Regions from separate parts of the Homo sapiens genome. Here region 1 is linked to region 2. The links are chromatin loops, found by intact Hi-C in ENCODE. Cell type or tissue: natural killer cell. All regions are shown on one strand.

Evidence for each region. Hi-C counts contacts between places; a loop is a spot of excess contacts. Peaks named below come from ENCODE experiments on the same cell type or tissue, not always from the same donor. Only the 100,000 strongest peaks of a DNase experiment are listed, where the experiment ranks them.
Region 1: a loop joins it to region 2, with 2.2 times the contacts of the local background. A loop is called at or near these places in 3 of 110 quality-filtered maps.

What each region holds. Positions count from the first base shown.
Region 1 is chr21:44,374,330-44,376,829 of GRCh38, forward strand. It overlaps TRPM2 (transient receptor potential cation channel subfamily M member 2), which reads left to right. Exons shown (of 32, transcript NM_003307.4): 6 at 1,504-1,684. Among named protein-coding and RNA genes, the nearest start is that of TRPM2, 22 kb to the left of the region's middle. In natural killer cell, no CTCF peak of the experiment used is centred here; a DNase peak (open chromatin) is centred at 1,072.
Region 2 is chr21:44,478,587-44,481,086 of GRCh38, forward strand. No RefSeq gene overlaps it. Among named protein-coding and RNA genes, the nearest start is that of LINC02575, 5.7 kb to the right of the region's middle. RefSeq lists an enhancer at 1,114-1,193. In natural killer cell, a CTCF peak has its summit at 1,240 (motif pointing left); a DNase peak (open chromatin) is centred at 1,225.

The DNA of each region.
Region 1 (2,500 bases), 100 kb before region 2:
GCAGCGGTCCCCAGCCTTTTTGGCACCAGGAACTGGTTTCGTGGAAGAGAGTTTTTCCACAGATGGGGGCGGGGTGGTAAGCGGTTGGTTTGGGGATGATTCAAGCACGTTACGTTTATTGTGCACTTTATTTCTATTATTACATTGTAATATATAATGCAGTAATCATACAGCTCACCATAATGTAGGATCAGTGGGAGCCCTGAGCTTGTTTTCCTGCAGCTAGACGGTCCCATCATCTGGGGGTGATGGGGGACAGTGACAGATCATTAGGCATTAGATTTTCGTAAGGGGAGTACAACCTAGGTCCCTCGCATGCACAGTTCACAGTAAGGTTAGTATTCCCATGAGAATCTAATGCCGCGGATCTGACAGGAGGTGGAGCTCGGACAGTCACACACACGATGGGGAGCGGCTGTAAATAGGGATGAAGCTTCGCTCGTTCACCCACCACCCACCTCCTGCTGTGAGCAGCCCAGATCCTCACAGGCCACAGACCATTACCAGTCCATGGCCCAGGGGGTGGGGGACCCCTGCTCTAGGGCAACAAAGCCCTCTCTGCCCTGCTCCTCACTTCCTTCTGAGCCCTTACTGCGAGTTGTTTTTTTTCTGAGACAGGGTCTCACTGTTGCCCAGGCTGGAGTATGTTGGTGCGATCCTCAGCCTTGACCTCCCGGGCTCAAGTGATCTTCCCATCTCAGCCTCCCAAGTAGCTGGGACTACAGGTGTGCACCACCATGCCCGGCTAATTTTTTCATTTTTGTAGACATGAGATCCGCTATGTCGTCCAGGCTGGTCTCGAACTCCAGGGCTCAGGTGATCCTCCCGCCTTGGCCTCCCAAAGTGCTGGGATTCCAGGCGTGAGCCACCGCGCCCGTCTCCGCAAGGCCTTTAATACCACATTCCCACCAACATTCTCTTCAAGGACGTTGAGACGTTTTCCATTCATGGTGCTTCTAAATCCTCCCGTCGTCTCCCCATTGCCGGTTTCAATGCCACTTCCACATTTTTAGGTGTTTGTTGCAGCAGCAGCCCACTTCCTCACCCCAGACCTGTATCCGTTTCCTGTGGCTGCCGTAACAAATGGCCTCAAGCCTGAAACAGCAGCATTGTGGTCTCTCACGTGTCTGGAGGACAGAACTCTGAAGTCAGGGTCACACGTCTGTTTCCCCGCCTCCTCCACTCCTGGGGGGTCCGGCTTTCTCCACTTGTGGCTATGTCACTTGCCCCTGCCTCTGTGGTCCCTCGGCCTCCTCTCCTGTGTGTGTCCCCCACCACCTCTCTCCTGTAAGGACACCTGTGATGGTATTTTGGGCCCACTCGGATCATCCAAGTTAATCTCATGTTTCGATCACATGTGCAAAGTCGCTTTCTCCAATAAGGCCACGTCCACAGATTCCAGGGACTGGGACCTGGTCTCTGTGAGGGCCGGTGTTCAGCCTGCTCGCGTTAGAGAGGCAGAGCTTTCCAGAAGCAGTGTCTGACGCTTCCTGGCCATCCCAGGGCAGCTTCCCCGCCGAGTACATACTGGATGAGGATGGCCAAGGGAACCTGACCTGCCTAGACAGCAACCACTCTCACTTCATCCTCGTGGACGACGGGACCCACGGCCAGTACGGGGTGGAGATTCCTCTGAGGACCAGGCTGGAGAAGTTCATATCGGAGCAGACCAAGGAAAGAGGAGGTAGGGGAGCTTGCTTTCGAGGGTGATTGGGCAGAGAGCACAGTGGGCTGGTCAGAGTGTCAGGTACAGCTGGTCACGACCAGGACGTTCAACAGGCCTGGCGTTTGGCAGAGAGTGCAGTGGGCTGGTCAGAGTGTCAGGTACAGCTGGTCACAGGTCATTCGTGGCACTCGGCAGAGAGCGCGGTGAGCTGGTCAGACTGTCAGGTACAGCTGGTCACAACCAGGATGTTCATGGTACTCGGAACGTCCTCAGAACACACCTGGGTTTCTTTCCCGTGTCTCTTTATACTTTGTTCCAGGAGGGTCATCTTCTCTTGCCCATTTTAGCCAGTGGGAGGGCGGTCTGGGGGGCTGGCAGCTCACCTGTGTGCTCGCAGGTAATGGGCCAACCTACATTTTTTTTGGGACAGGGTCTGGAGCGCAGTGGTGTGATCTCAGCTCACTGTAGCCTCGAACTTCTGGGCTCAAGGGATCCTCCCATCACCCTCCCAAAGTGCTGGGATTACAAGCTTGAACCACTGTGCCTGGCCCTACAATTATTTTAAACCTTGATCATGGTCTGCTCTCAGGTTCAGAAATCAGAATGTACGATAGTCAAAACTTAGGATTTGATACCTTTTTCCTCATAGGTGGGATGGGATGGGTTTGAGGACGTCGGGAGGTCAAGTGCGGGGTTTTGCATATCACTTGAGGAGGGTTCAAAGAGGAGATGGTGAACGGGAGGTGTCTGACCTGTGGCTGGGTGGGCTGGGGTCCCTTGCAGGGTTCCTTGTGCATCGAACTCCCCTGGAGGGTTCCTCACCAGCTTGTGGGC
Region 2 (2,500 bases):
CCTGCGTGTGCCTGGGTGCTGGCAGCACCTTGTCTGCCTCCTTCCTCCCTGGCGCCAGCTCCTGACGCAATCAGAGGCCCAGTGACACCCACAGCACAGGGAGGAAGTGCGTGGATGTCCAGGTCCCTCCACGGAGCACAGCTGTGTAGCTTCAGGTGCTCAGGGAGGATGCCCCATTCACTCCTCCCTCATGGGTAAACTGAGGCACAGGGATGGGGAACTGGCCAGTGGGACTAAACACAAGATGTCCTGACTCCTGTGTGGGACTGTTGCCTCTTTGGGCCTTGCATTCATCAGGGCTCAGCAAGGAAACAGAGCCACTAGGATGTGTGGAGAGGAGCAGAGACTTTGCACGAGGCATTGGCTCCTGTGCGGTGTGGGCGGGCAGGCTCAGGACCCAGAAGAGCCCATGGTGCAGGCCAAGCCCAAAGGCAGGCTGCAGGAGAAGGCCTTCTGGCCCAGGGGGGCCAGCCTTCTTACTCTATTTTGGCCTTCAACTGATTGGAGGAGTGTAGGGACCAGCCCCACAGGGTTGGTGGGTCTCTCCCTGTGTGCAGCGACGAGAGAGTGTAGAAATAAAGACACAAGACAAAGAGATAAGAGAAAAGGCAGCTGGGCCCGGGGGACCACTACCACCAATGCACAGAGACCAGTAGTGGCCCCGAATGCCAGGCTGCGCTGTTATTTATTGGATACAAGGCAGAAGGGGCAGGGTAAAGAATGTGAGTCACCTCCAATGATAGGTAAGGTCATGTGGGTCACGTGTCCACTGGATGGGGGGCCCTTCCCTGCCTGGCAGCCGAGGCAGAGAAGGAGAGGAGACAGAGAGAAAGACAGCTTACGCCATTATTTCTGCATATCAGGGACTATTAGTACTTTCACTAATTGACTACTGCTATCTAGAAGGCAGAGCCAGGTGTACAGGATGGAACATGAAGGCAGACTAGGAGCATGACCACTGAAGCACAGCATCACAGGGAGACGGTTAGGCCTCCGGATAACTGTGGGCGAGTCTGACTCATGTCAGGCCCTCCACAAGAGGTGGAGGAGCAGAGTCTTCTCTAAACTCCCCCGGGGAAAGGGAGACCACCCCGCCCCCCTGCCGCTTTCCCGGTCTGCTAAGTAGCGGGTGTTGTTCCTTGACACCTTTTGCTACCGCTGGACCACGGTCCACCTGGTAACAGGCATCTTCCCAGACGCTGGCGTCACCGCTAGACCAAGGAGCCCTCTGGTGGCCCTGTCCGGGCATAACAGAAGGCTCACACTCCTGTCTTCCGGTCACACTTCACTGTGTCCCCTCAGCTCCTATCTCTGTATGGCCTGGTTTTTCCTAGGCTATGATTATAGAGCGAGGATTATTATAATATTGGAATAAAAAGTAATTGCTACAAACTAATGATTAATGATATTCATGTATAATCATATCTAAGATCTATATCTGGTACAACTATTCTTGTTTTATATTTTATTATACTGGAACAGCTCGTGTCCTCTGTCTCTTGCCTTGGCGCCTGGGTGGCTTGCCGCCCACAGATGAGGCCCACCCACCTGCTTTACCCGAAGTTCACAGATTTAAAAATTAATCTCATCCAAAAACACACGCCAAATTGACCCATGAAGTTAACCATCACAGCTATCAGGTGGGGCTCTCAGAGGTCCCCACAGCGCGCCTGACCTGGGTGGTTTCTCCCCTTCTCCCCGTCTGGCCACCTTGCCTCTGAGGGTACTTCCGGGGGCTCTGCCAGCAGGTGTACCCCAGGATGACCAGCCTGCCCTGCCTGAAGCTGCCTCCCCACAGGCCCGGCCAGGTCCCTGATGGTCTCTGCACTTCCTCCAGTCACCCCTATCCTTCCTGGCCCCGCAGGCCCCACCTGCAACCCCAGTGAAATCTGAGCACCCCAGCCCTGAGAGGTGTGGCTGCTCCTCCATGGGTGGGGTTGGCAGATGGAGCTGATAAAAATGCAGGCTGGCCAGTTACATCTGGATTTCAGATCGATAGCTGTCTTTCAGTGTAAGTACGTCCCGTGTAACATTTGGGATATACTTACACTAAAAAATGTATTCATTGTTTATCTGAAATTCAGATTTCACCAGGCACCCTGCATGTTTATGTGGCATCCTCGGCCCCACCTCTCCTGAGGCCAGCAACTCCAGGCCAGACACACTGGAGCCCCTGGCTGCCCAGGGCCGGCCAAGGAGAGGCAAGGGCAGGGCCAGGCCTCAGGGATGGCGACAGCAGGGATGTGTGGGGGTGGGGGTCTCTGCTGCAGGCTGGGCTGGGCTTGGCACATCCCCATGCTCCACGCGCATGCAGGGGCGATGGGGGCGGCCTCTGAGGTCATGGAATTCCCTGGGCTCTCCTGGCCTCTGGGGCTCCTCATGCTCACAGGTTCTCTGGCCTGGCCCCTTGGCCCTGCTTTTCTGGCTCCCTGAGGAGGCTGTGACAGGTCAGCACCCACCAGCCCTCTCAGGGCTCCTGGTTACCTACTGGCCTGAAGGA